Linked DNA regions of Homo sapiens: all the other regions are linked to region 1. A link is a loop called in an ENCODE intact Hi-C map of the cell type or tissue named here. Cell type or tissue: Calu3. All regions are shown on one strand. Each heading gives the region's core, and the rest is flanking DNA. Links, peaks and the distances in the headings are about the cores only. Region 1 has its middle 260 kb from the start of FIGN. Region 2 overlaps FIGN (fidgetin, microtubule severing factor). Region 3 has its middle 330 kb from the start of FIGN.

What was found. Hi-C counts contacts between places; a loop is a spot of excess contacts. Peaks named below come from ENCODE experiments on the same cell type or tissue, not always from the same donor. Only the 100,000 strongest peaks of a DNase experiment are listed, where the experiment ranks them.
Region 2: it touches region 1 in a loop (5-fold over the local background); 5 of 110 quality-filtered maps call a loop at or near these places.
Region 3: it touches region 1 in a loop (8-fold over the local background); 17 of 110 quality-filtered maps call a loop at or near these places.

What each region holds. Positions count from the first base shown.
Region 1 is chr2:163,467,904-163,476,357 of GRCh38, reverse strand. No RefSeq gene overlaps it. Among named protein-coding and RNA genes, the nearest start is that of FIGN, 260 kb to the left of the region's middle. In Calu3, for the core only: a CTCF peak has its summit at 4,190; a DNase peak (open chromatin) is centred at 4,217.
Region 2 is chr2:163,608,299-163,616,743 of GRCh38, reverse strand. It overlaps FIGN (fidgetin, microtubule severing factor), which reads left to right. Exons shown (of 3, transcript NM_018086.4): 3 at 4,938-8,445. The coding sequence ends at 7,192. Among named protein-coding and RNA genes, the nearest start is that of FIGN, 120 kb to the left of the region's middle. In Calu3, for the core only: no CTCF peak of the experiment used is centred there; a DNase peak (open chromatin) is centred at 5,343.
Region 3 is chr2:164,058,155-164,066,608 of GRCh38, reverse strand. No RefSeq gene overlaps it. Among named protein-coding and RNA genes, the nearest start is that of FIGN, 330 kb to the right of the region's middle. RefSeq lists a silencer at 5,156-5,450. In Calu3, for the core only: no CTCF peak of the experiment used is centred there; a DNase peak (open chromatin) is centred at 5,268.

The DNA.
Region 1 (8,454 bases), core at 135-8,134:
AGTGGCAGCATATGCTCCTGCTGGGAGCTTAAAAATAGTTATTTTCTGATTGTCCTCTCTGACGCTTTAATGTCCTATGGCATAGGGTTCGATGCCTTTGTTTATTTTATGTTAGATTTCTTTATATTCTTTCTAAAATAATATGGCAATAAGTCATATTTCTCATGACAACAATGATTTTAATCCATTCATGTGAGTATAAATAATTGTTATCAATACCTGAATATCCAAAATGACTCTAGATCACTAAAGGTGGCACACTTGAGTGTTAGCATGCAGGAGTCAGTGACAATACATCTTTGTCTTTTAGATCTCAAAGGAGCCATGCTGATTTTAGCCATAGGAAAGACTGTGGAAGGGGTGGAAACCATGACTTTCCAGCTGTGTTTCTGTAACTCAGATATCTACAGCTGAGATAACTAATCCTCCTGGCTTTTCTTTGCTTTAACAAAAACAATAACAGTACATAATGCGCAAAACCGGGTCTGATCGTGGTGGAGTGTTATGTGTGTTCACTTTGACCTATATTAAAGGAAAAAGAGAGAAAAGAAAAAAGCTTTATTTTGGTTACCTAGCAATTATTTGTAGATCCACTCCCCATTATCTCATGTCCCAAAATAGACTCTCGAGATCAGTGCAGAGATGGTAAATTTCACATTTTCAATATTTCCAAGTAACGGTCAATCTTTAAAATTCTGAAAATTGCATTCAGTAACTCTGGAGCATCTATGCCTGTTAACTTGGGTTGTTAAATAATGAGTTATAGAAAGAGACATGGGACACACATCTTTTTCTCTGATTGTAACTCAGTACCTTGTGGATACACTTGCACAGCCCTTTAAACTAATAGCATTCATAGAGTCTTCGCTTACTTTCCTCACAATCTGCATGTTGGTGCTTTCATCATCCACTCTCAGATTTAGTTTGAAATCTCCCAAAGTGTAGCTCTTGTAACTCTTCTTGAAAGACAGCTGCCCAATCAACCCTGCTTGACTACAAGGAAGTTTTGAGGAAACTAATTATAGGAGAGTCATGATAATCCCCAAACTCTTAGGTAAATAGGAAACTCTACGGAACTATGTGGTTATGCTAACAGCTTATTTACGAATGTGGTCTTTATTTTGGCATTTTTTTTTACAGTTTTCACTGTACACTTTTAAGGCACATGAGTATGCATTTGCTGCTCATTACACGCTGCAGTTCTGGGGCAAAGCTGGGTACAAAGGGACTCTGAAGGACAAACCTGACCATTCATCTGTACACACGTACCATGCTGGCTGCTGTGAGTTGTAGAAAGAAGCTCTGCAGATTCTCCAATGGGAAGAAATAATGAGCTTAAAGCAACAGCTCCTGTGAAAGCAGTTGGCAGTTAGATAATGATGGATATGTTACAAATTCCAGAAATATCAGCCAAGAAAGATGAATGGTGCATATAAAGAAAGGAAGGCTAAAATCTACCACCTTTGTTTTAGGGGTAAACACAGAAGATGCTTCTCAGCATGATGGCAATTTTGCTTGAGGTATATTGTATTGTAATGGCACCACATTACAAAACAAATTTCTTTTGGAGGGAGATCACTAAGAAAGAAATTAGACATGGAAAGAGCTACAAAGTAGAAGTTGAAATTTTGGCCTTGAAATTTAAGTTTTCCTATGTACTCTCTTGGTGAAATTACTTAACGATTAGCAACTTGGTCCCCTTTTGTACGATGAACATGGGCTGGTAAACTTAAGACAGTGTTTACGGACATCAATACCATTGATTAAAACGTAAAAGTTCTGTCAAACAGTAGTTTGATCTTCATGACAGCAAACAGCCTGTTTGATGTTTTTATTGAATCAATTGATTTTTTTTTCACTGAATTGATTGGTTGTTTTACTGTCATGTGGACACTTCCTAAATCAACATGTGCCTCTATAGAGGGATTTGTAACAAATTCTGAATTCATGAATGCCTCTAGAATTCCAGGCTAACAGAACCTTATGAAACACAAATTGCATCAGAATAAGTGGCATCAATGCTGAGAAAAAAGTGATTTTTCCTTAAAGTTGAATTTGAATTTTAGAATTCCAGCAACTTAATGTTATAGACTGATAAAAGGTATTTTTCTGTTCTTACCTTGTTCAAGTATGTACTTTAAATGTTGACTGAGTTGTTAGATAATACTCCACCAATAAAGGGAGGTTAATTTGCCATAGATTTTTAAAGATGAAAGAAAAAGATAACAGATGCCCACCCCCACTCTACCCACACTATCTCATCTTTTTGATTCCCAAGCTTATACCTTATACAGGTTTTCCAACCCCTAAAGGAAATTATCACACATAATATTCATTCCTGTCAAGATGTTTTAAATGCTTACAGTGTGAGTCCTGCAACACATTATTTTTTTTCCTAAAAAATTAGGATTTACGAACAGGCTTTTGTTTTAGCAGGGGAGTTTAGGCACAAAGATGAAGTCTGCTGTATTCTGCCTATGGAAGTGATGTACCAGCCATTTTACTGTGCATATGGTAGAAGAAGGCAGTTATGGACAGTTTTTAGCTGTCCTGATTTCAATGCAAACTAGTAAATATCACTGCTGAGAAACTCAAAAGACTGATGTTGCTTATATAATTAGCATATCTGTTTCCCACAGGGGCTACAGTAGGATTCATTTTCTAGGTGGGCTGTGATAGACCTGGAAGGGTCAGTTTATAACAGCTCTGGCCCATCAACTTTCACCACATACTGGGATTGTGCAGAACTCCAAATTCACTTAATGATGAAATTCTGTCTATTTGCTATGTTGCTTCTCTCTGACACTAACCAATGCATGCCACTAGATTTTCTCTTGTGTCACTTACTCATTCATTCACTTATTTATCACTTGAAGATCCACTTTGAGACATTTCATTCACAGCAGATACTTCTGTCTCCTACTTGATTGATCAAAGCTATCTGACCCAAGTTTTATTTCCTGTCACACTCTAACTTCCAAATATCTCTACACTTGTATTATTCTTACCAACTCAAATAAGTCTATATATTTTTAGCTATCTTTTCTTTCCCTCCTACATAACTGTGCTTTGGAATAATGCCCTGTTTCTTTCGAATGTACACTGATTTCTAGTGGCTCCATCATCACTGCCCACAAATATTTTCATGTCTTCCATTACAAAAGAAAAAAATGTCTCTAGCTGTGGTACTCTTAGAGTTACTACTCCTTTACTGCCAAGTTTCCCCAAAGAGCGATTTACAATTCTAGCCACCATCCCCTTACCACTCCTCACTGACAGTCCGGCTTTCAGTTTCCATCCTCATCATTTTACAGGAACTTGTTTCCCCAAGGTCACTAGTGTCTTCCTAATTGCCAAATCCAGAAGTGTGTTATCAGTCCTAATTCCTGAAATTACTCTTGCATTAAACACTTACTTGACTCCTTTGACTCTTTTGTGTGTGTGTGTGTGTGTGTGTGTGTGTGTGTGTGTGTTTGGTCCTTCAGAGTACTCATGCATTCTCATGGCTTTAATACTGAGTGGCAGGAATGGATGGGAAGAGCTTTGATATCAGACAGATATTCATTCTAATTCTACCTGGTCCTTCCATTTATGAGCTATGTGATCTTGGATACATTTTTTAAATTTCTCATAACCTCATTTTTCTCATTGCAAAGTAGAAGTAATAATGCCTAGTGCATAGGATAGACAGGATTAAGTGAGACTGCAAAATGCATAGTGGGTGCTCAATAGATGGTAGTTTCCTTGGCTTTCCTCAATAGTTTCCTGAATTTTCTGCTAAGCTTGATCATCTTTTCTTTCGGTTGGTTATTTGTACTGGATGCTTCTACTGCTACCTCAGTTGTAAATATTAAAGACCAGAGTCAACATGGCCTTCACAAAGGCCAGTGACAGCTGTCTGGGTTCAGTTGGGAAGCTCTGAATTGCTGCATCACAAAGAGTTATTATGGACGCTGCTTTCTGAGGGATCTCAATAGTTGTGGCTGCTGTTATCTGTCCCAACTCCATTCTAGTTCTACTCAGCTTTCCTCCTTTTTCTTGCTTGGTGAATTGAAGTCATCCTGGCTTCTACCTTTGACCTTCTTCTGGGCCCAGTGGAGACTCTGAGTTCTAATTTCTCTCCTCAGTTCAAACTGGCTTCCCTCCTTCCCATGGGGATTGATAACCAAGTTCGTGGTTTTTCAGGCCTCCAGTGTTGTCTGCCTGGATAGCTCTCTGTTGCCCTCACCTGACACAAATCCACAATTATCAAAGCCACTTCATTGAAATCTGCTTCCAAGATTCCCCCTTTTAGGGTGTGACAAGTATTGTCATCACTTTCAAGTTCTCAAGCTGGAATGCTTGAAGTAGAATTTCACCTCTATATCTCACCTTTTACTCCAGGAGAGCCCTCAAGTCCATTTAATCCACAGTTACTTGAGCTTTACAATGCTTCATAAATGGATCTTTTATTATTTATATTAATAGGAAAACAATGTCGCTAATAATAGTAATAATAATAATGATAACAATAATAGCTAACATTTATTGAGAGTCTACTATATGCCAAGCATTGTGGCAAGACTTTGAAGCCTCATGTATTATAAAAAAGAAAATTGAGATTTAGGGAGGTTAAATACCTTGCTTAAGATCATAGTAAGTATTGGGGCTCAGGATTTCAGCTCAGATTTGTCAGCTCCCAAAGCCGTTTTTATTCACTGGTCTATGTTGTTTGAAATGACCATGCCCCCAGGATGAAAGCATTGATGTGTTTTTCATAAATATTTCTCAAATTGCATATCCACAGATGTTGTGAAATTACACCAACTAGTGATTTCATAGAATTAGAAATAAATTGTAAATAAACTGTTACTCTAGTAAACATTTGCCAAGTGCTGCCCAGAAATAAGGATAGCCCCAGTGCTGAAGAAAGAGAGCAGAGGGGAATAGTGTGAGATTATGGAGAAAGGGAAATAAGTGAAAATGTGATCCCTGATGTCCACTTATTTAATTAGTGGAAACATTCTCTGGCTGGGAAGAAATAAAAAGGGGTGTCCTTGGAAAAAGTAAAAGTTGAAACAGGTAATGGTGTGAGGCCATAGAAAGTCAATAGAGAGGACCAGTGGTAAGGTTTGAAAAGACAGATTACCTCTTGAAATACTTTCCATTAGCATTAAACCCTTGAACATGTACATTGCAATGTCAAACCAGTTTGTATGGAAATTCTAGCACTCTTTGTGCATTGTCTCAGATAGAGCACTGAACTTCAAATACGAATACTGAGTTCTCTTCACAGTTCTATCATTAAACAGCTGTTTGACCTTGGACAAATCTCCCAAACTTACTGGCTCTCAATTTTGTCATCTTTAAAATCCCCATGAGTTGGACTGGATGAACTCTAAAGATCTCTCCTGCTTTAGCATTCAGGTATTCTGTATGCTCAAAATGAGGTGATGACTTATGGCTTAGGTTGGTGCCCCAGTACCTATACTACAAATTTACTAACATTACAGATGGATGTCATGGGTTGCTCTGGTCACTCAGATTGTGGAGGAAATTTTAAATCTTGATAAGAGAGTCCCCAAATGGTGGATAAGCACATGACATCAGAGGTCATGTACCTTTTGTAAAGTACCAGAATGTGTTATCGTTTTGCCTTGCCACTGAAGTCCCTTTCTAATTCTTGAGTCAAGCCTCCTGCTCCCCCTTGGTGCATCTATTTCATTGCAGCTGCTGCATATAACCTCAGTTAGCATGTGCACAGGAGGGTCTGTGCAACTGTACATGTGAAATCACAGTTACAACTGAACAAGAGAATAATTTGGTCAGTAGTTTAGTATCTCAAAATCTAAAGAATGACCACCTTCAGCTAGACCAGTAGACCCAAATTGCCCTTTTTATTGCTTCACTAAGATACACCACTTTGCCCAGTTCATTTATTGACTTTTTCATCTCAAGCACAAATTCTTACCTAGGTAGAAGCTAAAGGTCCACAACACACTAATTGTAAAAGCAAAAGTGCCAATTCAACAGAATTCCAAAACCACAAGAAATGTATGTGAACTTGACAACTCCTGCGGTACATTAAGTCTGAAAACGATTTTTTTTTTTTAAAAAAAAAGAGGATTTGGATGCTCTTTTGAAAAACCCCATCTCTCTAGTGCAAGAATGTGTTTATCTACAGGAAATGAAAAGGAACTTAGCATCAGTTGTAGAAAACAGTGAGAAACACTGAGATTGCTTTTCAGAGTCCAAGAAAAAGCTGGCAGCTAGGATTTGGTTTAAATCACACCCCTAAAATATAACCCCAGCTTCTAGATACATACGTTATTTGTATTAAAAAGCCCAACTTTTTTTCCCTCCTCACTACTCTACTTTTCAAAAAGCAGCAAGAGTTAAAACACATGAGCAATTTTTAGAGGAAACCTCATGACTAGCAATCAGTGCTAATAAGATTCTTTTCCTCTTGCAAGATTCAGAGAAAGCCCTCGATCCGTGCCAAGCACATTCAAAGGCAAGGGACTAAGAGCTCCCCTCACAGGTTCATTATCATTCTCAGGTTATTCCAAGCCAAGTGAATCAGGAAAGCAAATGAATTAGTGAGAATTAAGGAGCCTCTGTGGTCTGAACCCACTCCAAATCTCAGCTAAGATGAAAGGTAGATGCTGATGTCTCATGTCCCAGGGTTCTCAGGATTGGAGCCCCAGTGCCTAGCTGTTCCTCTAGAGCCTTGCAGAAATGTGCAGGCAGTTAATGTTGCCTAACATCTCCTGACCGTGGGTTCAGCCATGTGGGAAAAGTTTTATGAGGCTGCAAAACCAAACCCCCTTTCACTCACAATTAATTACAGAAGACTTGCTGTATCACCTAGCTGTCAATGAGTCCAGCATGGGCACTTTTCTTTCTATTTTGACCACTTACTAATAATCAAAGATACCAGGGTAATGCTTTATTATATGAAGATATCAAGTGGGATTTCTGAAGAACAAATCTATAAAATATTTGAAGGGCTAAGTGTTAAGCTTCTTTGGAAGTGATGCCTTGAGCTGAGGAGCAGGATTTGAATGTGAACTAAAGTCCTTGGAATTATAGAAGTTTTTGTTGTTTTTATTGTTGTTTTAAATGCTCCTGGCAAATTGGGGTGGGCAGAGTGGGGAGGGTGTATGCTTTTGTACTTGTGACGGAGATACAGTAATCCTTGGAGCATCTGTGGGATTTAAACAAAACATGTAGTAAAGGTTTGGGAGTAGCAGTTTGTTTTCATTAAATACTTGTTACTGCTAATTATGTTTGATCACTATAAAGAATACAGTTTAATTAAAGAAACACAGTGGTTAGGAAAATATTTGATTTCCAAAGAGAACAATTTATCTTTGTATTACTAAGTAGGAAAAAAAGTAATTGCAACTGTTTATTTTTCAGTATATTGTTGGTTTTTATGCAGAAGTTTCATTCCATTTTTGGGGAAAATCTTATCCCTCTTCTTAAAATTACAACAAAGTATTAATTTCATATCACACTGTTTGAATGCATGCTTCTATTTATTTAACGTAAGTGATTATTTAAAAATTGAAACATTTGGCAAATGACATTGAACAACATATTCTAATATACATTTGAATCAATATATCTTCTTTCTCTTTGGAGAAGCTTTCAGTGTTAACTCTTTCACTGAACGTTGAAATGTGCTATGCCATTATATGTTTTCCCTCATCAACATACGGTTTTCATTTTAATTTTGCCAGGTAATATTTTGGTAGTGCCCTGATGGAAATTAATAGAAAATGAAGGCAGGTAACTATCTTTGTAAGCAAAACCTAGTATTCATATTGCTTGTATATCATAATTGTTCTTTTAAGCAGTCATACTAGAGAGCTTTGATTTTTTAAAATGTATCTTCCCTATGTCAGTTTAGTTTAAGTGAACGCCCATGAGCTCTGTAAGTTCAATGGAAAAAAGTATATTAACTTAGTATAGCTAATATAATATTTTTTTAAAAAGGGAAATTCAAATATTGTGTTTATAATATGTAAATGTCAGGGATGACTCAGTCCTAAAACAAGAGAGAGTCACTTCTTTGTAATCTTAACACCATAAAGAGTACTAAAAATATAAGTGCATTATAAGTTTTGCATTATACTTTACAAAGAAGTGATTTTTATCTTTCTATTTTAAACATATGCCTGTGGATTTTGGAGGATATTTGTTTGTAAAAATATCTGGACTTTTTTCACTTTTTCTTCTAACCCTTATACACCCTAAAATTTATATCAATGTATTTGAATTATTATATTTTTAAAAAATTTCTTCTTTTATCTCATAGAGAATAGTGAACCTAAAAAGTGTATTTAAAATATTGTTTAAATATAGTTGAGGCTCTTTTATAATTTAAATGTTCAATTTCTCTTTGACCTATATTAAAATTAGATTCGAGCCAAAACAACGTAAGTTTCCAATTATGTCCAAGTAGAAAAG
Region 2 (8,445 bases), core at 446-8,445, 140 kb before region 1:
TTTCAGAGAAACCCTTGCTAATATTATATTAATTTTTTTAATGTTAAAAAATAATGAAAGGTTCAGAGGTGCAATAGCTCAAAGAAATGTAATAGGTGTAGTAATGTTGTCATGCAGGCCTGTGTGAGTGCTATGCATCTGTTTTAGAGCAGGCAAACCTGCCATGCCTGCAGGTGTTTGCCTCAGGTCCCTGCCCTTAGGAAGTCTGAGAAAACCTACAAATGAAGGCAGAGCCCCTAGCAGCCAAAATTACCCTATGGGAACATTGTAAAAGGGAGTAACTATTTTAGACCTGATGAACTGTTGAATAGTACACGTATATAAGGAGTGGGTTGGGTAGTGAGTGCCTCACATTGATATTTCTATGAATATATGCTAAAAACAGATTCTAGAAGACCTAACCTTTTATTTCCAATTTTCCTCTCATTTTGAAAGTTGCTTTTATACCCTTCATTTTTCTATATTACTGTTTAAAATTTTATAGCTGTGGCAGAACTTCAGAGGATGCTATAGTTGTTTTGTTTCGAAACTAGTTAAAGAGCAAAATGGAAAAAGTAAAGCAACAAGGCAGTAACTGGTTAGTAATTAAACCTAAGTTATCAAATGGTCAGTAATGGTAAGAATGGCAAATGTTATCCGTACTATCCAGTTATATAGGAAATATGGATTTGTTCATTTATATATACATGGAGTCATCCCATAACAATAAAATAAGAACAATGCTCAGATGTTTTACTCTAGTACCTGTCATTCCTATGTAACACTTAAATTATCTTAAAAGCAATTTTCTATTAGATTGTGTATTTTCAAAAAACACGTTGCATGATGAAATTTGCCAGCTGTATTAAGATTTTTCTGATCCTTTCAAAAGTAAAAATTGATGTTTTGCAACAATTCTTCAATTATCTTTAAAAACTATTTTTCTTACTTTCCACTGTTTTCTGAATTTTTACTGTACCTATTTAAACTATTTCCAAACAACAGTAGGAGTTATTGTTCTAAAGTCATGCTTCTAATAATGTTAAAATAGTATTGTTTCTGAGATCCATCTCCATGTTCTGAAGAGAAACCATATAAAAGCTGTTTTTAAAACTCAACCCATTATTTGAGTGCCAAGTTAAGTGACACAGGTGTATTGCTTCTGACTCACACATAATTGCAATACAGTCAAACAAAGCAGGATGTTTTTGTTGTTCAGAAAACATTTGGCTCTGTGGTTTTGTTCCATTTCATATCAGAAATAGCACCACCAATAAACACAATAACAATAACAACAAAAAAATAAATTTGGTTACCAATTTCCAGTTAGTGTTAAAATTCAAGGAACCAACCAAAAGGCTCTGTACTTCGAAGGCCAAGACAATCTCCTGAACACTGATTTCCTCAGCTCCTGCTAATATCAAGAATTAGTTTGTGGTTAGATTAGCTTATGCTTTTAAATAACATTAATGATTTTAAAGCACTGGATAAATTCTCGTTTCAGGGGATATGAACAAGTCCATTGCCTTGTATTTAAACAAAATACAATTTTGCCTTTTGCAGCTCTGCAAAGGTTATTGTTATTTACTATGCATCAATAAATAATCTTTCAATTATCTTGTAAGCACATCCAAAAATAGCATGACAATCAAAAGGCAATGGTGTATCCAGTAATTGTTCCAAATAGATAATTTTGATAAATATGATCTTTGCTTAATTTCAGGTAAAAAAGAAATCTTACGAAATTTAGTTTTGCTAGACTTAAACCATGCAAAAATACCCTATGAAATGGACACTCTATTTAAACTGTATACTACTGTCTTTTACAGTGATTATAACTTATTAAAATCATTTTTTCATCTCTTGTATGAATAATATATTTACAAGAAAACATTACTTAAGCTAATACAGGTGGGGGGTTCCCACCTCCTGTGTTTTTTTAAAAAAATAAGCAGTTTCATTTGAGTTAAAAAGTATATTTCTTTATAATATTTGTTATGTATGTTTATTAACTTATGCTAACAATGGCTTAGCTCAGCAAACTGAAAGGAAGCCGTCCTTTAACTTATGTGTGCGTACGTATGTGTGTGTGTTGTGCTAAATTCCATTGCCTGTACTTCTAAATTATTTGTTGAGCCCTTTAAGACTTTTTTTTTCACGTTTTTCTGTATCAAACTAATCACATTTATACTCACAGCATATGTGTGTTCTTATTTTCTCTACTCTGTATTTTGATAATATTTTAAAGAAAAGAACCATAATAGAAATTCCCTAGAAATAATTTACAGGACTAATGAATTTGTAGGTCTCTTAGACAGTTCTACATTACAGTCACATTAATATTCTCTCCTTTTTATAAGGCTTGAAGTAAATCCCACGACACTAGAAGCATTTAGATACTGATTACTTGCGATTGGTTCCTGGTGATTTGCTCTTAATAATTTCCAGTTGAATTTAATGAAAGTATGATTCCTGAAATGCTGCTTCATTAAAATTGCAGCTTTTCCCCTTTAAGTGTGGTTTCGGTCATTTCACCCATTTTGCGGTGTGTTTTCCTCCCCCTTAAAAAGTAATGATTGAGAAAGCAGAAATAATTAAGAATACCACTTTAGTTCTCCCTGGAACTCATCCTCAGAGTTTCTCTGAGTGAAATGATGCAAGCTGCATTTCATCAGGATTTTATAATACTATTTTCCCATTCAATGAGATTATTTAATAATATATAAAGTTTTAAAACATAAATATGAATTTTGGGGGTAGTTGAGGGAAATTGAAGAAAGAATCTGTTGCATGTACAAGAGAACTGAGGTCTTTAGAATTTTTACTAATATGTATATACATATATTTAGGTTGATTAAGTTACACTGTGCAGCATTCAGACTTAATTTAACTGAGTTGTGATTTGCAAATGAATATCTACATGGATCCTTTTTAAAAATCAAAATGCAAATGAGTACAATTGCAGTAAAATATATTTGCAAATGAATCCTGTTGCTTTATTCATTTATTGTGTAATTACTGCAATCCTTCCCACCTTGTTTTCAGTATTTCTTAATCATTAAGTCGGAAGCATGACAGCAGTGCCAGCCCTGGCATGATTCTCTTTGACTAAAACCTTGTAAATTAACACAATTAGCACAGCATCATCCTGCTAATTAACTTCCAGTGTCTGGTGCAGTGGTTTTGCAAACAAGGAAGAGGGAGTCAGAAGGGAATCAACATGCCATTCTGTTACCAAACTGTGTGTTATGTTCAGTTTATCGCAGTAAGTCAGAGCCGGCCATGTCAGAAGCCAGAGTCAGGCAATGAAGAGCCACAGAGCTTGGAGGAAGAGCACAGAAGGGGGTAGAAACTGACAAAATAGACTGTAGTAATTCAGAAGGGGGTTGATGCCACAGATGCTTCATGTAGACCAGGCCTCCTCCTTATCAAGGCATCTCTGCCAGAGGGCACAAGACAGTTTGCAAAATTCACTTTGGGTAATACAAAAAAGATGAAGGAGAGATGCTTAATATAGCTGTACCAGAATAGGAAGTGTTAAACCAAGCAGAGATTAGACTGAGATGAGCCAGCAATGGGAAAAAGGAGAACAGGGTACCAGTCCTCTTCTGTAACTAACTGTATGTGAGACCTCGAGGGTACATTATAAATCGCTTTGGGCCCTGGTTTCCTAATCTGTGAAATAAAGTAATTTCTAAAGTCTCTTTACAATTTAAAATTCAAATTATTCTGACTGCTTAGTATTTTTTTCTTAAATGAGAAAATGCTCATTTTGTAGTTTGCTACATAGTCAACTTTGCTTCACTTAGTAACCCAGCAGATGATAGAATTACCCAGACCATCTCATTATCTACTTGTACTCCTCTAGCGTATGCCCTACGTGGTTTCCTATAGAAATTGAAAGAGTTAGAATCCAGAATCTCTCTCCATTCTTATCTTCCCTTTCCCCTCAGTTTCCTTTCTCTCTCTCTCTCTCTCTTTCTCTCTCATATATAATATATATATATATATATATGAAGATGTATAAGACAGGATGTGTATAAATACACACACACACACACACACACACACATTCTCCCCTCTTAGTACCTTGCAGGCTGTAAGGGGAGGAGGGATTATAAGAGAAGGAGGGAGAACGCTAGAAGACCGACAGACAAGTGATGCTTGTTTTTTTTTTCAGAGACTCAACAACAGAACTGAGAGGCAGAAAGGAGCCAGTTGTAATTCATACCGAGTTGTAGGCTTTGTGCGATGAAAGCGATGGAGCGCTGCCTGGGAGATTGCTTTGCTGCACTCCACGAAGCAGATTTGAAACTGTCGTGGACCACTTTAGATGAGAGTTGGATTATGGAATGACCTGCTATGTCTGTGTCATATTGTTCTGCGCAGGGAGCATTATACTGTGCTAACTAGGTGTTCAGTACCAAATAAGAGAGGTATCCTAGATGTGATCTGTCAGCTGTGTCTCATTTTTATATTGCTTAAAATGTAAAACAAACTGTGATGTGAACAGACAGAATAGCTAGATATTGTACATGTTAATACTGCCATGTGCAAGATATTTAAAATGTCTGCTTATTTTAAGAACCTATGATTGAATTCTAATTTGACAGGAATGTGTGTGTACATATATATGTGATTGTGTATGTGCGTATAGTAGGTAAGCTGATGGGCTTGACAGAAATAGATTTACTTATTCCTTACAAATGCAAAAAATATAGGTAACTACAGAGTTATATTTTAAACTCAGTGTGCTTTTTAAACAGGGCTGAAGTTTAGTCCATTTTAAAGAGTACTTATTATAGGGATCATAATAGGTATTATAAACAGTGTAGATCTTTTAAAGTATGCATATCATTAATGGAAAATAATAGGTAACAAAAGAAATTGGGGGAAAAGCTTTAAGAGTTCTGATGCCTATTTAAGTAAATTAACTCTTTTCCCCCCAAAATTCTTAGGCTTGAAGATGCAGTGGACGCCAGAGCATGCCCAGTGGCCAGAACAGCACTTTGACATCACCTCAACCACTCGGTCTCCTGCCCACAAAGTTGAAGCCTACAGAGGTCATCTGCAGCGCACCTATCAGTACGCCTGGGCGAATGATGACATATCTGCTCTGACTGCATCCAACCTACTAAAAAAATATGCAGAGAAGTATTCCGGCATTTTGGAAGGTCCTGTGGACCGACCCGTACTCAGCAACTATTCGGACACACCATCAGGACTAGTGAACGGTCGGAAAAATGAAAGTGAACCCTGGCAGCCTTCCTTGAATTCAGAAGCTGTTTATCCCATGAACTGTGTTCCGGATGTTATCACTGCCAGCAAAGCTGGAGTCAGTTCAGCCCTCCCTCCAGCAGATGTCTCTGCGAGTATAGGAAGCTCTCCTGGGGTAGCCAGCAACCTGACAGAACCTAGTTATTCAAGTAGTACCTGTGGAAGCCACACTGTACCCAGTCTTCATGCAGGGCTCCCATCTCAGGAATATGCCCCAGGATACAACGGATCATATTTGCATTCTACTTATAGTAGCCAGCCAGCACCTGCACTTCCTTCACCTCATCCGTCTCCTTTGCATAGCTCTGGGCTACTACAGCCCCCACCACCACCTCCTCCGCCACCAGCCTTGGTCCCAGGCTACAATGGGACTTCTAACCTCTCCAGTTACAGCTATCCGTCTGCTAGCTATCCTCCTCAGACTGCTGTGGGGTCTGGGTACAGCCCTGGGGGGGCACCGCCTCCGCCTTCAGCGTACCTGCCTTCAGGAATTCCTGCTCCCACCCCCCTACCCCCCACCACTGTTCCTGGCTACACCTACCAGGGCCATGGTTTGACACCTATTGCACCGTCGGCTCTGACAAACAGTTCAGCAAGTTCTCTCAAAAGGAAAGCTTTCTACATGGCAGGGCAAGGAGATATGGACTCCAGTTATGGAAATTACAGCTATGGCCAACAGAGATCTACACAGAGTCCTATGTACAGAATGCCCGACAACAGCATTTCAAACACAAATCGGGGGAATGGCTTTGACAGAAGTGCTGAAACATCATCCTTAGCATTTAAGCCAACGAAGCAGCTAATGTCCTCTGAACAGCAAAGGAAATTCAGCAGCCAGTCCAGTAGGGCTCTGACCCCTCCTTCCTACAGTACTGCTAAAAATTCATTGGGATCAAGATCCAGTGAATCCTTTGGGAAGTACACATCGCCAGTAATGAGTGAGCATGGGGACGAGCACAGGCAGCTCCTCTCTCACCCAATGCAAGGCCCTGGACTCCGTGCAGCTACCTCATCCAACCACTCTGTGGACGAGCAACTGAAGAATACTGACACGCACCTCATCGACCTGGTAACCAATGAGATTATCACCCAAGGACCTCCAGTGGACTGGAATGACATTGCTGGTCTCGACCTGGTGAAGGCTGTCATTAAAGAGGAGGTTTTATGGCCAGTGTTGAGGTCAGACGCGTTCAGTGGACTGACGGCCTTACCTCGGAGCATCCTTTTATTTGGACCTCGGGGGACAGGCAAAACATTATTGGGCAGATGCATCGCTAGTCAGCTGGGGGCCACATTTTTCAAAATTGCCGGTTCTGGACTAGTCGCCAAGTGGTTAGGAGAAGCAGAGAAAATTATCCATGCCTCTTTTCTTGTGGCCAGGTGTCGCCAGCCCTCGGTGATTTTTGTTAGTGACATTGACATGCTTCTCTCCTCTCAAGTGAATGAGGAACATAGTCCAGTCAGTCGGATGAGAACCGAATTTCTGATGCAACTGGACACTGTACTAACTTCGGCTGAGGACCAAATCGTAGTAATTTGTGCCACCAGTAAACCAGAAGAAATAGATGAATCCCTTCGGAGGTACTTCATGAAACGACTTTTAATCCCACTTCCTGACAGCACAGCGAGGCACCAGATAATAGTACAACTGCTCTCACAGCACAATTACTGTCTCAATGACAAGGAGTTTGCACTGCTCGTCCAGCGCACAGAAGGCTTTTCTGGACTAGATGTGGCTCATTTGTGTCAGGAAGCAGTGGTGGGCCCCCTCCATGCCATGCCAGCCACAGACCTTTCAGCCATTATGCCCAGCCAGTTGAGGCCCGTTACATATCAAGACTTTGAAAATGCTTTCTGCAAGATTCAGCCTAGCATATCTCAAAAGGAGCTTGATATGTATGTTGAATGGAACAAAATGTTTGGTTGCAGTCAGTGATAACTTCTTTAGAAAAAAAAAATGTAATGAATGTTGGCACACACACATAAAACCTGCTACATAGGGAATAGAGCCCCTTTCCAGTAGAGTTTAAATTGCAAAGGGTACTGGGGAAGATGACGATTAAGTTGCATCTTTAGAGTCAGGGTAGATTTGGAGGAAAAGTGCATCAAATGAGAGCTTCTGATTTGAAAGCCCCAGATGACAGAAAGCATATGTGGATGCTCAGTTCTGTTCAAGCTAGACAACACTCACCAAGGAGCAAGGTGCAAGTGTGTTGATTTCAGAAGGACATGAACCTCGTGTGTTGATTCCATTCTGCTGTTCTCGAGATTTAGTTGCTGTCAAGTGCCTGGAGTGGTGCTTTATTTTTTGTTTGCCTCACAATTACATTGGTGGCATGTGCTAATATAAAGAGCTTTAACTTCAAACATTATTGGACTAAAGAGATGAACAGTTGTGTTATGACAGAAAACCAGATTTTTGCCATTTTAAGAGCAACAGTATTCCTCAATCCTGTCTGTTCTGCAGTATTAAGCTAAGAACAGGTAAAACAGGGTAACGGTAATCTGGACCTTAATTTCTGCAGTTCATTTCTTTTAATGTTCTTGTCTGCAAAAACTCAGGAAAGTGATTGTGATTTGTACAGTACCTCAAAGGAATGTGTTGAAAGCACTATGTACTGCTGAGAGTAATAGGATAGGCTTCAATGTTACTTTATATTAAAATGTATGTTTACCTCAACAATTGGAAAATAGCAAGGAAAATTACTTTGAATGTATCCAGAAAAATACTGAAGTGTGATACAACTGAATATTTACAGTTTAAAGTAGAAATGGAAGGATTTTTTTAAGTTCTTTTACTAATTATGGGGAATTAACCAGAGCAGAATAATTCTTTATGTCAATAACTGCAAGAGTTCTTAGTACATTGCTCCTTGATAATTAAGTGAAAATGTTCTTAAAAGGTACACTGGTTAATTGAAAGCTACTTATTCAGTTTGTGTTAGTGTCTAGACCTGTCAGCCACAAGACCTGTTTAGGACCCTGAAAGTCACAGTACCTAAAAACTATGACTGCCTTTTTATTGCATAGGTGGTAGTGGTGGTGATGGTGGTGGTAGTTTGCAAGTTATCTCTTAAAACTGCTGGGAATGGTGTCATTCTATTCACTAATCTAGCTTATAGACTTGCCGTGCTGTTTGATAGAATGCAGAGGATAGCAACCAAAACAAATACACAAATAAATAAAAAC
Region 3 (8,454 bases), core at 270-8,269, 590 kb before region 1:
ACCCTGTAAATAATATATGCTGAAGAGCAGTGTGTAGCTCTAGCAGAATATTGCTTAGAGAGATTTTGTTTAAAACATTTATTGGAGGCATATATTACAGTATATCATTTACTGGCTAGAAGCCATGCAATATGTGTCTTTACAAAAAAAAATTACCTTGTAATATAAGCCCCTCCAAGGCATAATTATGTAATAAAGTTCTTATTGGGAAAACTGGAAGTAGGCCAAGCCTTGTCCAAATATAGTGAATGTCAGAGCCAAATTTATTATCCTTAGCTATTAACAGGAGAAGGCAGGTTTTGTTTACCAAGCCTAATTCTCTCCTAATTACAGCCACTATAAAATAATTACTATCCATGGGATAACAACACAAGACAGAGTGACTAACAGAAGAAACTGCAGGGGTTAGAAAACAGAGTGCAATTCTGTGTCATTTTGAACAGCTTGTGTACTGCCATGAACAAATTAACGGACTTCATTAAGGAATTATGTTTTAAGAGTGGCTTTGCAGTGAAGCAGTAAAGCAATTAATGCATCTTATTTGGTCCTAGATCTGAGTTGTAGTGCAGTTTGAGACAGCAACTAAATTTTTTTTTAATTTTTGATGTATCAGGTTTAATAGGATTACAACCACATTACTGGGCGAGATAGTTAATGAGTGTAGAGAAAAGACTCTATTTTGGACAAATGATATCCAGCCCCTATGAACTTGTTCTGTCTTTATGAGCAGATTTCTTACCACAGCGATTTTAATAATCTACTAAAGACAAATGCCAACTTTTATATAATTCCATTCCACTACCTCCCCTTTATGTCCTAAACTCTGTTGGATTATACTTTTGATGAAAGGTGTAGTTTTCAGAAAGGCAAGAATATTCTGTATGTCTATTTGTGCCACAAAACTGGGAACTTGAAATATTATTTCAATATTTCATATTTGCTTTCCACACAAATCAAAACAGAATATTATCCAGTTGAAAAATGATGCTTCATTAAATTCTCAATGTTGCCCGTTCCCACGTTCCCTAACCTCTTCCATCTCATCACAGAGCCCCAGAGGTGTAAAGAAACCTTGCTGTAGATCTTTGTACCCTTAAAACGCATGCACCAGAATCAACCACTATTCTTACTACTTGTTCACAATGGCAAGAGTGAAAGGTCAAGTTGTGCCTCTTGCTGGTGCTGTGTCTCTTCTCTCTCTTTCCCCCCCAACTCCACCCCTCTCTGTAAAGGGTCACTTCTCCCTGCAGTCGGAAAAATGCTCCTGTTTTGGTGACTTGGTGAAAATGTACAAACTCAGCACACTTGGGGAGTCTGTTTTAGATACTCCTTTTAATAGGCCTCCAGATGGCCACATAAAAGCAAAAGGATTATTATAGCAACTCCCAACCGGGCCATTAGAGATAAAGGTGGACCAGAGTTTCCTTTAAAACCATTTTTTTTTGAGGAATATATGACCTGATCATAAAAAAAAAAAATCTTAGTATAAAAGTAGAGGAAGAAGTTCTAAATCCAGAAATTCATTTTTTGTATTGTATTTATCCCTACAAATGTCACTTCATGCAAATCAAGTCACTTCATTTAAACAGAAAACACCAAAATATAATTTTAGTTCTTTCCAACAATGCTATGACATGCTTTAGTATTTTTCTTTTAATTTAAAAAAAGCTTCTTTTTTTCTCTCCTTTTTATTCTCCAGACACTGAATGTTTCTATAGGGAACTAAAGTTAAGAAAGGAATAGGCAATAAAGAGATTCAGGAAAACATTTCATGTGGAAAAAGAAAATGTCCTATCATATATATATATATATATATATATATATATATATATAAAATATATATATATATAAAATATATATATATATAATATATATATATATATATAAAATATATATATTCCAAGTGGCTTTTGAGCTGTGCGGTTGAAGGGGGACATGAAATGAGGGTTCCCCAGTGGCTGAACACCTCATTGTACAATCAAAGAAGTATCATTGAACATCTCCTTTCCCTACTGTCAAAAGCCACAGTAGCTCTGAGGTTGGAAATAGGACTGGCTGGCTTTGCACGTGAGAATCATGGGTTCTGCTTTCCTACTTTCTCCCTTTTTATATTTTCCAAAATATTCCAATGTGCATTGTTCACTTTACCCTTCAAAAGTTTTGTTTTGGGATTCTCCACGCACATCCCCCACTACGACACATACACACTTCTTGTTCCCAGGAAGTAAAGCCGGTAGATGCTATTACCTGAAAACTGAACAGGTTTTTCTCCTTCCTGCTCTATTAGACTTTTACTATGAATCAGTTCCTCCTGGATTCTAGAGTTAGCCTTGTTGGTTTGCCCTAGTTTAAATTGTGGCTTTCCACATTTTCTCATGTCTCCTTGGGAATTTTAGTGAAAATTTGGAAGAGACAGTACTAAAAATTACTAGTCAATTCCCATCTTAAACTTGAAGTTTATTTTACCAATTCATTATTATTATAATAAAATATTTCAAAAGTGTAAAGTACAGGGAATAATAGGCACTCGTGTATTCACTATGATTTAATAACTGTAAGTGAATTATAAAATTTTACATGTTTGCTTCATGCCTTTCTTCCTAACAAAATAATACAAAGGGAATTGAAGACCACTGTGTACCCAAAAGTGATGTCATGACCCCCTTTAATTATCATCCCCACTTCCTGCCAAAGGTAAGAGCCACTGTGTCAAAATTGGTTTGTAGCTTTCACATCCACGTTTGTGTATGTTTACTACATATGTATGTATCCATAAATAATGTTACATTGTTCTATAATTTTAAATGTACATAAATGGCATATATCAGATACTTGCTTTTTCACTCACCATTATGTTTTCAAGACTTATCCATGTTCATGCATTTAGAATTGGTTAATTTATTTTAATTACTATATAGGCTTCCATCATGAACATGAATATGATACAATTCATGGATGCATTGTCCAACTGAGAACAAGGCCGCCATGTCATGCAATTTAGCAGATAAAGCAGAATAATCATTTCCTTTATAGTCTGTGATGTTCTTTGCTACTAAAAAAAGTTTTTGTTGCTTAAAACCACATTTTAAAATGTTACAAAACATGAATGACAACACAACCAACCTTTCTAGTAATTCACACCTCTCCGTGGAAGAATTTGTCCTTTGGCAATTGTGATAAGTATAAATGTGGGGCTGGGTGTGGCTCAGGCCTATAATCCTAACATTTTGGAAGGCCGAGGTGGGTGGATCACTTGACTCCAGGAGTTTGAGAGCTGCCTGGGCAACAGAGTGAAACACCGTCTCTACTCACAATACCAAATATTAGCCCCGTGTGGTGGCACATGCCTGTAGTCCTAGCTATTGAGGTGGCTGAGGCGGGAGAGATCACTTGAGTCTGGGAGGCTGAGGCTGCAGTGAGTCCTGATCCTGCCACTGCACTCCAGTCTGGGTGACAGAGTGAGAACTCGTCTCAAAAAAAAAAGAGGGGGGCATATATGTGGAGAGACCATAATGTTGCTGGCCATAGTTGGGGAGAAAAGTTAGGGGAAGGTAGGAAGCTTCTTAAATGTTCCACACAGCACAAGTGGACAGAAACAATACCTTCTTCATAATGAAGAAGCTGGTCCAGAAACTTTTAAAGCCTATAGCCCACATTCATTTAACGTTATAAAGACAATGAATTGACATGGTGGATTGTAAAACACGTGGCAATGTATCTTGTCAACGACTCACAGATACTTAAAGACCTTGAATTATGCATTAATGTGATATACCCTCATGGTTCTGCCATCACAGTGCATTTACTGCTGAGCCATAGATGGTGTGATATGTGATATCCATCCAACCATTTACAGACTTTCTGTATCGTCATTTCAATTTCTCTACCTATCCAGTTTAAAGACTTTTAAACTCCATTTTAAAAGTAAACACAATTATAAATTTAAAATGTTATAGTGCTATCCAATGTCTAAAGAAGGCAAAGATTGTTGACTCAAGGTCACTAACATCCATTTACCAGAGATCAAGTGTAGAATGTTGCATATTGAAGTATCATTTAATAGAAAGTAAGGACTGGCAGCATTAATGCCATTATCAGTGACCTTTCTTCTCAGGGATTATAATATTTCAATATACCTGTTCACTAGGGTCAACCTTATACATAGGTAAAGTAAACATTTACCTTTGGCACATATTTCAAGGAACATGGGGCAAAGACAGCTTTGCAGAAATCGCTTTCTCACCAACCTATCACAGAGTTTGAAATTCCCATCATTTGGAACTAATTATTTCGATCTGAGGCATTTTATCTAGAAAAGTCCATAATATGAAATAAATACAGCAAGGTAAAATAAAACATTAAGCCTTTTACCATTCATTAAGACCTTAATTATAATTTGTTCATAGGCATTGCTAACCAGTGACCTACCAATATCTTGAAAAAAATGGGCTAGTCCACTGCAATGTTATGATGAATGAAGAGAGGAAATGTCTATACTGTGAGAAGCTGTGCAGTGGGATTTCGAAACAAAGAATGAAATTAGGGAATCCGAGGGGGTACCAAAAAGTGAACGCTTTGGAGGTTGAAGAGAGAGAACACTGAACATTGAGAAAAGGGCATTGAAGAACAACTTTGTGCATGTGTGTGTGTGCTAGGGACGTGTACATGAAAAATACCTATTTTAGAATTTTGCCTGAGGCCAAGCCTGTGAACAACTAAATTTTGTCCTTCCTTACACACATATTATTTTTTCTTCACTCTACTTAAAAACTAAAGAAAATATTTTCTTAACACTTCAAGACATATTACATGCATTCATTCTCTTAGCCTTCTACCCAAAAAAGTACTTTTTTTCTTTATTGACTTTTTATTTCTCTTTTTTATTAGTTTATACTTTGTGGAAACTGAAGGAAGTATTTATAGAAGTTTTAAATGTTGACACTACAGAATCTCTTTGCTTGGTGGAATTTTGTTGGCACAAATTATGCTTCAAGCGACCACCAAGCATTTTTATATTTGACTAGGAACTAATTCAAAGTATGCTTCATAAACAAGGTAGTCATCTATTTGTTTGCTTACAGTCACACTTGGAGCTTGGCTTGAACTAGCCATTTTTATGTAAGAGAGTAGACATCTTAATAATTCTGATAAGCAAGACCTCTTTCTATATGCCTTTGAGACTTAAGCCTAAAGGATTTAAGACCAGCTTCCCCCTAAGAAAAACACCACCACCTCAGTAGCTGATGTTGGCTGAATGCTTACCAAATTCCAGCCACTGGGAGGCAGTATTGTGTAGTAGTTAAAATTGAGTTTTGCCATCAGCTAGACGAGGGTTCAAGTCTGACTCTAACATGACTGCTAGTTAACCTCTCTAAGCTTCATTTTCCTTATCTTGCAAAGTGGTATAAGACCTGTTACTCTTTCATACTGTCCTGAAGATTAAATGAGATAATATATCAAGTGCTTAGCATATGCCTGGTGCTCATAAAACCCAATAAATCTAATTTCTTGGTGAAAGTATGTGATATATGGATCTAGTCCAACCTACTGATCCTTTTTTCTCCTCCTCATACACTCAGCTAACTTTCAAACTCCTCTTAGAAACGAGTGCCATGGACCTAGAAGCAGAAAAAGTTAATTTTCACAAGCAGAATCTTTGGAATTAAGCCGAGGTACAAATCAGCAATGCTTTTCCCGAGCCTCTAGTTTCTCCTTTCATCTAATTACATACAGTCTCAGCAGCAGGGAAAAAGATGTCTTTTCACCTAATACCAGAGACAGAGACTGAAACCGGATGAGTAAAAATTTTAAGGAAAGCAAATCAAAGCCTAGTCACTTGGGGTTCCTGTATCTGCCAACCACACACCAGTGCAAAATCAGAAACCTCTAGATCCCTTAGTCTTTTCTCCTGTGTCCCCAAACCAACAACCATTACCTAGGGACCCACTGACATTCTTATCCTAGGACTTTTCAATAGCTCCAGGATTTCTTTTTCATAATTTCCTCTGTTACCTCATACTGCAATGTTGTCTTCAATAACAATTGCATTTGCCACAGAATACTATGTGCCTTGTTCCTACTGGTAAGCAGATGATGCTGTTAGGTAGAATGAAGTTCCAGAGTCCAATGTATTACTTTTAAAACATTTTATACTGCCAGAGTAGTCCCTGGTCTTTATATCCATATCCTTAAATTTATCTTCTACTAAACTTAATTATTCAAAGTAACAGATATATTTCACTAAAGAGTCTTTGGTAAATATTAAGTCTACAGAGCTACAAAGAAAATTCTATTCTTGATACTGTATTAACATGCAGAGACCTCATAGTAGTTTATAGTTCTTAAGACAGAGAATAGTTTCAATGAAAGCCTTGTTCGAGTCATGCAGAACTTCTGCTGTGGAATCAACAATTGACCCTGTATCCAGCTTATTCACTGATCTCAATTTCACCACTTACATCTAAGCTTTAAGTATTTTGAGGATTCTGGTCACAAATTGTTTTCCAATTCTTACCAATCATTGACTTCAAAAGTGAAGTAACCTACCGATTCTTGGGGATCTAGACCAGTTTCACTCTATATTTTTACTTCCTAAGAAGAGGGATTAGTGGCCGTTCAAAATGTATGTTTATGTGTAAAGTTCTTTCTCATCCTTTACAGTTTTGACACCTTTTCAGTTTAACATATTATAAGCCTATATATTCATTAAAATATCATTGATCATTAGTTTTTTCCCAATGTCAATCCTATGATAGATTCTCTTGAAATGTAAGTAAATGTATTGCATTTTCTACAATCATTTTACTTGCAGATGAAGGGTTTCTATATTTGTCCTTAAGTTTTCTGAGCAGACATTCAGAAGCAGAACTCTAGCCTGTTAAAAGGCACAGCTGTACCCTGCAGGTAGAATGAAAAGGTCCTCGATGAGGTCTTGGATGTGTGTCCTTACATGCTTCATACTGCAACCTAATGTGCAGTTGCAGACCACCCCACCTGAGATAATAAATGAGAAATATTCAGGGCTGTTGAGCACTGTGCAAATTTTCACAGAGGATCAGCACAAACTTAGCACAGGTGTTCACATAATTGTGATTCATTGGAAAAATTCTCAGTGCTCAATAACCCTCACACTCTTTTCCCTCCTAGGTGGTGGTTGAGTGTGAGTATATTGTGGGGAAATGTGCCATGATGTTGGGCTCCACTGGTGCTTGGCTTAAGGGTGTTGGGCTGATAAAAAAGAATGGCTAAATGTGCTCAATTCTCTTGGTCCATTTGCTTAAGTTTCAGAAACGGAAGGATGATATGTATTCAACTGTTCAATAGATAGAAACCAACTCCAACATTAACAAAAAAATCTCTTTGGAGATTGGATAAGATTAAGACTTTTTCTGTGTTTAATTTTAAAATCATTAAATCTCAAAAACAGTGTAAAGATCCCACTCCTCATTTTTCTTGCATTGTAGCTGCCATCTTCTGGGGAAGTATGCCACCTAATTACCAGTTCTGTTCATGTCTTAAGATTGGTCATCATTTGGAATAGGAACCAAAGGTAATCATTCTGAACTAGTAAGACAGCTCACTCTAAAATCAGCCATTGGTATCAGCCTTAGCTTTTCTATTTGCAAAGTAAAACACAATTCTATAATCTAAATCTCTTCATAATTATACAAATTTGCATAACTTCTAATGTAACAAATTAAATGATGGATTTTAAAAAACTGATTCTGCAGTTAATGAATATTGATTAGGCTCCTATATTGTGGTGAAGCACCTTGAATTTGAGGGTAAAGCAAAAGGAAAACCAGCTGCCTATAATCTGCACATGACTGGTCTTTATGATTTTTTTGAAAGCACTGAATTAAAAGGATTTCAAATGTTTGTGCCTCTCTCTATTTGAAATTTCTTCAAACTGCATTTACAATAATCAATTCAGGTATTTATTCTGCTGATTTCCATGTCTCTGTGTTAATAAAAAGTGTCTGTCTTCATAATGTATTAAAAATTTTCCCTTAAGGGAGTGATCAAACAGATCATATTTTGATATTTTCTTTAAACTTCTGCTAATTTCTTTCAATCACTTGACATATGTCTATGATTAGTTGAACAGATTTATAGAAATTTTTCTGATTCCTCCCCAAGAAAAGAGCAAAAAAAATTACATGTCTATGAATTTCTAATATTTCTGTGCAATTCTTTCAAGTGCTTAACTAAGGATGCAGACCTAAAAATAGTTGGAAAATGTCTCTATAGTTTTGATGTTCCTTCAAACCAAGAACCTACCTGGTACCATTGCAGTGGAGGGTCTGGGTCTCTTGTTTCCACAACACCTCGGGCTTTCTGAAAAATGGATATTTTCCCTCATTTTCAAATAGAGAAACAAAGCATTAGTACTGCCTGAAATCTGAAATTCTTCATCAGCCACCTACTGCCAGCTCATGATCCTAAGTGAGACAC